Linked DNA regions of Homo sapiens: region 1 is linked to region 2. The links are chromatin loops, found by intact Hi-C in ENCODE. Cell type or tissue: ovary. All regions are shown on one strand. Region 1 holds the start of LINC02176 (long intergenic non-protein coding RNA 2176). Region 2 overlaps CRISPLD2 (cysteine rich secretory protein LCCL domain containing 2).

Region 1 (5,000 bases), 92 kb after region 2:
TGGGCTTTTAACAGGTGAATTGTGTGGTATGTGAATTATACCTCAAAAAAAAGCTGTTAAAAAAAAAAAAATCCATGCTTCTCCCATGAGATTCTCTAGAGCTATTTTAATTGTTAATGAGAGAAAACAGGTGCACCCCATGAACATTATAATTTTTCCCAAACTGATCCCTAAGCAAAAGAGTTTAGAAAAGGTGCCTGAGGCCACGTGCAGTGGCTCACGCTTGTAATCTCAGTGCTTTGAGAGGGAGGCCGAGGCAGGCGGATTGCTTGAGGTCAGGAGTTCGAGACCAGTCTGTGCAACATAGGGAGACTCTTATCTTTACAAAAAAATTTTAAAAATCAGCCGGGCATGGTGGCGTGAGCCTGTAATCCCAGCTACTTGGGAGGCTGAGGCAGGAGGATTGCTTGAGCCCGGGAGTTTGAGGCTGCAGTGAGCCAGGATCACACCACAGCACTGCAGCCTGGGCAAGACAGCAAGACCCTGTTTCAAAACAAAGAAAGAAAGAAGAAAGAAAAGAACAAAAAGAACAGGTGCTTGAGCTCCATTCCACGTCCAGGTTAGGGGCTCTGTCACAAGCCCTCCTTCAAGTGGCCGGGCCTTCATTGCACACCAAAGCAAAGCAGTGCATTGAGTATTGCATTTGTTTAAAGGCCACAGACTTTCCCGTCAGATTTGTCTGTAAACTCCATATAGTCCTGGAAGGGCGCTAGGCCCCCCTGAGTTCCTCAGGGGTTCAAGGGTAACTTATCACCAGAAAAACTCCAGCGTCTCCAGGCCCAGAGAGTCAGGCTGGGAGCCCGCAGCCATCCATGAAGCCAGCTCCAGGGAGGTCTGGCCTTGAGCCTGCCCCGGCCTTATCTCCGAGAGGATATGTTCTCGCCCTACTCCAAGTGTTTGTCCAGAAGACCAAGGCCCAGGCAGGGTCCCGAAAAGGGAAGCGACACCCTTCAGTGATGAGAGGGAAGCGTCCGCAGCCCAGCCCTGGCAGAGTCACGGAGAGAACGGATGGGGCTCCTGGCACAAGGACCCTGCGTCTTCTGTCCCCTCCCTCACTCAGACCCTCCCACAGGGTGCCCTCGCCATCCCATTGACCTTCAGGCTGTGAGGGTGGCCTTTGGGTTCCCCGCCTTGGCCCCTGGCCACCTGCACGTCCTGCCCCTCCTCCCACTCCCAGGCGCCTCTGGGCCTCCGCTCAGGCCGTCAAACCCAGCTCCACCAGGCCCCGGCCGTGTGCCCTTGGACAAGTGCCGTCTCCAGAGCCTCAGCCCCCTGTTTGCAAGAGCTTGTGAGCTAAAGCGTGCCAGGCCCTGAGTGCGAGGCTGGGATGAACTGGCATTCCTGCTGGCTCTGGCCTCTGGGACAGCACCTCCTCCAGCTCACTGCCCTCCACCCTTCCAGCTACAGCTCCCTCCGGTGCCCCAGAACCGCCCGGCACTCCGGGGCTCCCAGGTTCATCTGGGCATGACTCCGCCCTCCCGACAGAGCCCTCTGCACACCCCCTCCCCACCCTGGCCCATCGCAGCTCTTCACGAAGACGCTTCATGGAATGGGTGATTTTCCTAAGCACTTTTCTTTCCATGATCTCATTTGGTCCTCACAGCACCTGGAGGAGGGCAGACAGGCTGTTGCTCCATTTTACAGGTAAGAAACGGAGGCTCGGAGCCCTGGGCTCCAGGCCAGCCTTCTCCCCTTCAGCTTCAGGGGGTTTCAAGATGGGGGAAGAGGGGCGCTGGCCAGGGGTTAAATGGTCTGCTGTCCACAGCCCCTGCATGGCCTATTACTCAGAACGGTCCTTTGAAAAGACACCCTTTAAACAAAGCCTCCCAGCCCAGCCAGGGGGAGCGGTGCCATTTCCCTGGGCCTGGCTTGACCCATCCCAAGGGTGGGGCTGTGCATTCGCTGACTCAGTCCTGGTCCTGGGCCGGGGATCCGGCCAGAGCCAGAGCCGCTCAGCCTCCCTGGCCCAGCCTCAGACCCACAGCACCGGCTCAGTTTATCTTCCTTGTCAGGAAAAGAGGGAAGTGGCCCTAGGGACGCTAAGGGCCACTCTTCTGGAAGAAAATGTGGACAAGCTGTTCAGGCCAGTGAGAAGGGATGGTTCTTTGCAGCCAGTTCCTGCAACAGCCCAGAAACAGAAAATAGAGCCGCCCAGGGGCTTCGATGCCAAGCCAGACCCGGGTCTGCACCCAGCTCCTCCAGCTCCCAGCACCGTGACCTTGGGAGACCTTGGGAGACCTTGGGAACCCCTCCAGCCCGTTTCCTTATCTACAAAATGGAGAAAAGGCTGCCTAATAATTATCCTTGTAGGGAAGGGCAATCAGGATGTTGAAAGGAGGTTGTGTAGTCTAGGAAATGTTGGGCACAGTGCCAGACACATAAGTAGTCCTCGAAGAACGTCACTTATTTTTAAAAAGCTTGCTTATTGGTAAAATTCACCAGAAATCCTCCAGGGAGAGGCAGAGTGAGAAAAAACTACATTGCCAGAGTAGGGGGTTATGGGGGAACCCTCGGTGAGGGAGGAGCAGGAGAAGTGGATGCTGCGATGCCGCCGGATGCTGCGGATGCTGTGGCCATGAGCGAGGGTGGGACCCCCAGCAGCCAGCAGGACGGGGAGGTGGTGCCTGGCACGGGGAGGGGCATGGAGAGGAGGAAGGGGAGAAGGGCCAAGTGAGCCTCCAATCTGAGTGATCTGGGGCCATGTAAGAGGTTTTTAGGGGGTTGGGGGGTAGTCAGTGGGCCTGAGTAACTCTGACACGATCCCATCAGAGAGCAGGAGCAGGGGAAGCGGTGTTCAAGAGCTGTTGTCGTGGCGGGAGGTTGGTCTCACTTGGATGTTCTTTCAAAGTCCCTTGGCAGTTGCAAAGCAGAGATTGAAACTTTCTTCAACATCTGCCCGGGTTGCACATTTCTGTCCTCAGCTGATGGTAGGAAGGCCTGGCGGAAGGCCCCAAAAGGAGGGAAACACACCAAGGGCCGGGTCTCAGTCAGGGTGCAGCCCCCACACGCAGATCAGGACCCAGAGGAGTCATGGAGAGCCCAGGCTGCCGCCCCCACGCTCTCAAGCCAGAAGGAGCCTTGGGGTTAAGCGGGGGCGTGTGTTCCCCGGCACACGTGTTCATTCCTAAGGCCACCCCAGCCAACGGCTGCAAATGCAGAGGCTGAAACCAGCCTAACACGTGGAAGGCCCCAGGGCCACGCCATTCAGTGTGATTTCAGCGCCGCGTTAATGGGGGGAATGTCGCTTCCCGGCTGGGGCCCCTGTGTGTGCGGCGTCTGCACGCTCCCGTGTCTGCGTGGGTTTTCTAGGGGCACTCCGCTTTCCTCCTACATCAAAGATGGGATGTGAAGGAAATGGCACGTCTGCGTGGTGCCAGCCTGAGTGGCTGTGAGTGTGGGTGAGTGGGTGTGGGTGTGTGGGTGTGGTGAGTGGGTGTGGGTGTGGGTGAGTGGGTGTGGGTGTGAGTGGTGTGGGAGTGGGTGAGTGGGTGTGAGTGAGTGTATGGGTGTGAGTGGGTGTGGGTGAGTGGGTGTGTGTGGGTGTGAGTGTGGGTGAGTGGGTGTGGGTGTCAGTGGGGGTGTGGGTGTGGATAAATGGGCGTGGGTGAGTGGCTGTGAGTGTGGGTGAGTGGGTGTGGGTGAGTGGGTGTGGGTGTGGATGAATGGGTATGGGTGTGGGTGAGTGGATGTGGGTGAATGGGTATGGGTGAGTAGGTGTGGGTGACAGTGTGAGTGGCTGTGAATGGGTGTGGGAGTGGGTGTGGGTGAGTGGCTGTGGATGTGGGTGAGTGGGTGTAGTTCAGTGGGTGTGAGTGGGTGTGGGTGTGAGTGGGTAGGGGTGTGGGTGAGTGGGTGTGAGTGGGTGTGGGTGAGTGGGCGTGGGTGAGCGGGTGTGGGTGTGAGTGGGTAGGGGTGTGGGTGTGGGTGAGTGGGTGTGGGTGAGTGGGCATGGGTGTGAGTGGGTGTGGGTGAGTGGGCCTGGGTGTGGATAAGTGGGTGTGGGCATGGGTGTGGATGTGGGCGTTGGTGAGTGGGTGTGGCAAGGGCATGGTGTGGGCATGGGCATGGCTGTGTTGAGTCGGGGAGATTCATCCCTTGCTTGCCTTTTCCAGCTTCCTAGAGGTCACCCGCATCCCTTGGCTCATGGTCTCCTTCCTCCGTCTTCAAAATGCATCACTCCAACCTCAGAGTCTATTGTCCCATCTCCCCTCTGACTCTGACCCCCTCACCTCCCTCTTAGAAAGGGCCCCTGTGATGACATTGGGCTCGCCCAGTTAATTCAGGAAAACCTCCCCATCCAAAGGTCCTCAACTTAATCACATTTGCCTTTCCTTCCTTCCCACTATCTGGGATGTAGACATGATGGCAGGAGCTGAAGCAACCACTTTGGATCCAGAGGTTAAAAAACCATGTGCTGTGCCCTTAGATTCTGACACTGGAGAAATTCTTAAAAATTAAAAATAACAACAGCAAAGCAAACCCCACGTGTTGAAGCTAGCAGAGCTGGCCTCCCAGCCCCGGGCCACCTCCCTCTGTGCTATCGGAGAGAAACAAGCATCTATCTTGTTTAGGATCGTGTACTACAGGGCCTCTTTTTCACCACAGCTTACACAGTGACTAGCTCAGACCCTTGGGCCTCTGTGTCTGAGATGTGCCTCCGGTGAACTCCCCGGGCCTCTGCCTCCTCTCTCCTGCTCCTCACCACTGCTGAGCTTGTGGAAAGTGCAGGCAAGATGATCAAATTCCTTGTGACTCAGGCAGAGAGGGAGACTTGCCCACAGCCCTGGCCACGGACCTGCAGCATCAGCTTTGGGACCCCTGGGAGCTGGTTAGAAATGCTGATGCTCTGGTTCCAGCTCAAACCTTGTGCATTGACCTTCGAATTGTAATGAGCCCTCAACCAGTGGGCCTGCACGCTGCCGCTGGAGAAGCTCCGGGCTCAGCCCTGCAGAGTTTCGCATCGTCCCTATCCCCTCCCACTCCTTTCACCCCAAGTTACT
Region 2 (5,000 bases):
TGAACTGGGCCTCGGCCAATTGGTTTGTGGCTTTGGCAGATGGCACCAACCAGGTTCCAGCCAGGACCCTGGCCTGGCCTCCTAACGTGCCTGTCTGCCTCCTTCGTGTCTCCTCTTTACAATAGCCAGGGGCATATTTGGAAACAGTCCTGTCCAGCCATGTGTTATCTGATGTGTGTTGGTCTGTTAAGCCGGCTACAGCAAAGTACCACAAGCTTCAACAATAGGAATTTAGATTCCCACAGTTCTGGAGGCCAGAAGTCTAAGATCAAGGTGCTGGCGGGGCTGGTTTCTTCTGGGGTCTCTCTCTGTGGCTGGCAGACGGCGTCTTCTCCCTGTGTCCTCATGTGGTCGTCCTCTGCGTGTCTCGGTCCTAAACTCTTCTAGTAAGGACACCAGTCAGCTTGGTTAGGGCCCAACCTCATGGCCTCACATTACCTTAATCACCTCCGCAAAGGCCCCGTCTCCAAATACATTGCATTTGGAGGTCCTGGACATTAGGGCTCCAGTGTGTGAGTTTGGGGAAAACCAGCTCAAACCCATAGCTGTGTGCTTGTTCCTGTGCACCCAGCACTGGGCTCTGGGGGTACAAACTGGAATGAGGTGCTGGCCCTTTTATGGTTACTTTTCTTTTTTTAATTTTTTTGAGGTGAAGTTTTGCTCTTGTCTCCCAGGCTAGAGTGCAATGGCATGATCTCGGCTCACTGCAACCTCCACCTCCCAGGTTCAAGCAATTCTCCTGCCTCGGCCTGCCAAGTAGCTGGGATTACAGGCAGGCGCCACCACGCCCAACTGATTTTGTATTTTTAGTAGAGACGGGGTTTCTCCGTGTTGGCCAGGCTGGTGTCGAACTTCTCAGGTGATCCACCTGCCTCGGCCTCCCAAAGTGCTGGGATTACAGGTGTGGGCCACCATGCCCGGCCTATGGTTACTTTTCTGCTCAAAATCTGCTGTGTTCTCCTGCGGCCCAAATGTAGTAGGAGCCATCCAGATCTGGAGGAGCCTCATCCCCTCCCAAGCAGGGACCCTCCGACCCACCCCCAGGCCCTCTGGGCTGAAGTCAAACCCAACCACTTTCAGACCCAACAGTACTGGCACACCACCCAGCATGGCAGGCCTGTGTCTCCCAGGCTGGTGGCTTTTGTGGTGCACATGAGGGCACTTGGAGAAACCCTCCCATTCCTCTCCCCTTTTCCTTCTGTTGTCTTCCAATGTGGAGGTTTCACTAAACCCCGTGGTTCTCCCAACTCTAAAGCTCCACCTGAGACTTCATAACTTCTCTTTGGAATCCTTAGAGAAGGACCAGCCTCTAAGCTGTGGAAGTCCCTTTAACATTCAGAACAAAGGCGGCCAGTCAGATCTCCTGGGATAGCTCACGCTGGCTCAGGAGGACGTGCCAGAGGACTCATTTAAAAACAGCATTTGACTCCTCCTGTTTTCTCACTTTGGCATTTTGTTTTATTTTGTTAAGCACAGGTTGGCCCTCCCTGATCTGACAATCCAAAATCCGAAATGCTTCAAAATCCAAAACTTTTTGAGCACTGCCCTGAAGCCACGTGTGGAAAATTCCACACCTGACCTCATGTGATGGGTTGCAGTCAAAACATAGTGAAAACTTTGTTCCATGCACAAAATTATTTTAACATGTTGGATGAAATTACCTTCAGGCTACATGTATAAGGTGTATCTCAAACATCAACAAATTTTGTGTTTAGATTGGGTCTTATCCCCAAGATATCTCATTATGTACATGCAAATCAGCGGAGCATCGTCATGACACCAGGAGGACACCCCGTGACGCCGATTACCGCACTCTCAACCTCAACCCAGCGTCAGAGTTTTCTGGCATCTCTTCTTTGAGCCTGGCCGCCTGCAGCTGGAAATGCTCATATATGGTGGTGTGACTAACCTGAGAGAGAGAGATCAGGGATCCTGAGAAGTTCTGCATTCTTGGTCTGCTTCCCAGTGGGACGAGTAAGCACGCAGAGGTCCTCCCCACGCAGCCCCGGGCTCGGCTTTGGAGGAGGGCAGCCCGTCTGCCCTGCTACAAAGCAAGCCAAGCCTCTCCTCTCCGCATGGGGTTATTTTTGTCTGAGGCGCAGGCTCAGTCAGGACCCTGGAGAGTTTCCAGGGGTCGGGAATGGGAACCACAGCATTCCCATAGCTCTTTGGCTCAGCCTCTGTCGCCTGTTGCCAACGTTTCTGCTTCCTGGGATGCCCGTCTTGGCCTCTATCCCCTCCAGGCCTTGATCTACATCTCCCCACCCCGGCCCCACCCGAGGATGCCCACCTTGCACTGCCACTGTCCCAGCCAACTTGACTGGTAAACACCTGGTTGGTGCTATGGGGGTGAAGACCAGGGAGGACTCATGTGAAGAACTGAGCCCCGTGGAGTTCCGACGGGTCAGCCTGAGGCACGGCCACCACCCAACCCTCCAGACAGAGCTGCTTCTTCCGGCCCTCGAGGGCCTGGCACTGTCTTTAGAGTCAGCCTTGTCCTGCTATGTGGGGACTGCGGGTTTCCTCCTCCATCTCCCCGACCTAACTGAGCTCCTTGAGGCCAGGGACAGAGTCCTCTTCATCTTCGCATCCCCAGTCTCCATCTCGGAGTCCAGCACAAAATAAGGCGCTTGATGGAGGTGACTGGGTGGCCCCGACTCTCCCCTGCGAGGAAAGCAGAGAGGAGGGGTGTGCGTGGACGCACTCGTTCAAGCCCTTCCTTGTCTTCTTGGGCCAATGACATACATTTTTCAGATGGCAAGCCAGGAGGAGGAGGTCTGTGGTTCGTGACCCTATAATGGAGGGGAGGTAGTTGGCCCCCAGGGACAGAGGAGTCAAGGTAGCTTGCTGGAAAACTCTGGGTCTTTGTAATCATCATTTCGAATTTCAGCATCTCTGCTTACCAGGAGGCCGGCCCTGGGCTTGTCTTGTCACCACACTAAGCCATAGCTTGCTTTTTTTTTTTTTTTTTCTGAGACGGAGTCTCGCTCTGTCGCCCAGGCTAGTGTGCAGTGGCGCAATCTCGGCTCACTGCAAGCTCCGCCTCCCGGGTTCACGCCATTCTCCCGCCTCAGCCTCCCAAGTAGCTGGGACTACAGGCGCGTGACACCACGCCCGGGTAATTTTTTGTATTTTTTAGTAGAGACAGGGTTTCATCGTGTTAGCCAGGATGGTCTCGATCTCCTGACCTTGTGATCCGCCCGCCTCGGCCTCCCAAAGTGCTGGGATTACAGGCGTGAGCCACCGCCCCCGGCCAGCCACAGGTTTCTTATCTGTAAAATGGGGATGAGAACAGCCTGACCTCCTGGGTTGCCATGGTGATTGAGAATAACATAAACGACCGGCCTGTGTAGGTGCTGATGAAGGGTTTTCTGAGGGAACAAAAGGCTGAGGCCTTGGCTGGACGTGGTTCTGGGCAGCTGTGTCTTAGTGTGCAACAGATGTGCGGGTGGGGCCCGGGGCGAGGGCCGTGATAAGAGGAGCCATATGTCAACCACTATTGGTAAACTGAGTCTGACTTCACAGGGACTAGAAGTTTGCTCTCAACGTTGGTCCACGGAGCATCCTTTGGTGATGGGAAATGACTTTAGCAATCCCCTTGGGGCAGGTGATAGAAGCTAATTTGTGCCTGAGATTCACCTGAGTCCTGAATGAATAAGAGATGCTGACTCATAATTAGAAAATGCAGGGACTCGCTCAAGGAAAACTTGAGTCCAGGAAGAACTGTTCTAGGTTATCCTCTTTGGAATCCTGACAGCTTGCCTCGCTGGAAACCCTTGGCGTAAATCCCAGCTCCACCACTTCCTGTCTGTGGGACCTTGCTTGTTTAGCTTCTGTGGGCCTCAGTTTCCGCATCTGTAAAATGGAGAGAGTCGTGTGTGCTGCGTTCGCTGCTCCAGCCAGCGCTGTGACCGGCTCCTACTAATGCGACTTCTCCCACCACCCTCTGCTTCCTTTCAGAGCTCAAGCGCCCAGCTCTGCCCGAGGAGCCCAGGCTGCCCCGTGAGTCCCATAGTTGCTGCAGGAGTGGAGCCATGAGCTGCGTCCTGGGTGGTGTCATCCCCTTGGGGCTGCTGTTCCTGGTCTGCGGATCCCAAGGCTACCTCCTGCCCAACGTCACTCTCTTAGAGGAGCTGCTCAGCAAATACCAGCACAACGAGTCTCACTCCCGGGTCCGCAGAGCCATCCCCAGGGAGGACAAGGAGGAGATCCTCATGCTGCACAACAAGCTTCGGGGCCAGGTGCAGCCTCAGGCCTCCAACATGGAGTACATGGTGAGCGCCGGCTCCGGCCGCAGAGGCTGGCACCGGGGGTGGGGCCTGGGCCACCAGCCTGCTCTGTTCCCCAGCCAGCTCTGTTCCCCAGCCAGTGCGTGTGATGGCTGGCTCAGGGTCTCCTCTGGCAGGGGAGGATCCCGGCTCTGTTCTGTTTTGTTTGTTTGTTTTGAGACAGGGTCTCACTCTGCCACTGACGCTGGAGTGCAATGGCACAATCGTCATGCCCTGAAACCTTAGACTCCCGGGGTTAAGCGATCCTGCTTCAGCCTCCCAAGTAGCTGGAACTACAGGCATGCACCATGGTGCCCAGCTAGATTTTAAATATTTTGTGGAGATGGGGGTCTTGCTACGTTGCCCAGGCTGGTCTTGAACTCCTAGGCTCAAGCAATCCTCCTGCCTCAGCCTCTCAAAGTGCTAGGATTATAGGCATGAGTCACCCTGTCTGGCTCTGGCTCTGTTCTTAACATTCTGCCAAAACAACACACGTGGGTTCCCTGTGCAGAGCCTGCCTCGTTGCCTTCATGTCACTCTTGGTAGCTCCACTGGGAACACAGCTCTCAGCCTTTCCCACCTGGAGGCAGAGTGGGGAGGGGCCCAGGGCTGGGCTTTGCTGATGCTGATCTCAGCTGTGCCACACGCTAGCTGCACCACCCTGACTTCTCCTTAGCCCGTGTGAGCCTCACTTTCCACTTGGAGAGTCCTTCCTCGCGTGGTTGCCATGAC

Evidence for each region. Hi-C counts contacts between places; a loop is a spot of excess contacts. Peaks named below come from ENCODE experiments on the same cell type or tissue, not always from the same donor. Only the 100,000 strongest peaks of a DNase experiment are listed, where the experiment ranks them.
Region 1: it touches region 2 in a loop (2.9-fold over the local background); 14 of 110 quality-filtered maps call a loop at or near these places.

Annotation. Positions count from the first base shown.
Region 1 is chr16:84,926,962-84,931,961 of GRCh38, forward strand. It overlaps LINC02176 (long intergenic non-protein coding RNA 2176), which reads left to right and starts at 1,014. Exons shown (of 4, transcript XR_933830.2): 1 at 1,014-1,644. In ovary, no CTCF peak of the experiment used is centred here; DNase peaks (open chromatin) are centred at 850, 1,272, 1,930 and 3,023; H3K27ac peaks cover 2,609 bases.
Region 2 is chr16:84,834,462-84,839,461 of GRCh38, forward strand. CRISPLD2 (cysteine rich secretory protein LCCL domain containing 2) reads left to right here. Exons shown (of 15, transcript NM_031476.4): 2 at 3,961-4,274. The coding sequence starts at 4,035. Among named protein-coding and RNA genes, the nearest start is that of CRISPLD2, 17 kb to the left of the region's middle. RefSeq lists an enhancer at 1,711-2,279. In ovary, no CTCF peak of the experiment used is centred here; a DNase peak (open chromatin) is centred at 1,900; H3K27ac peaks cover 3,066 bases.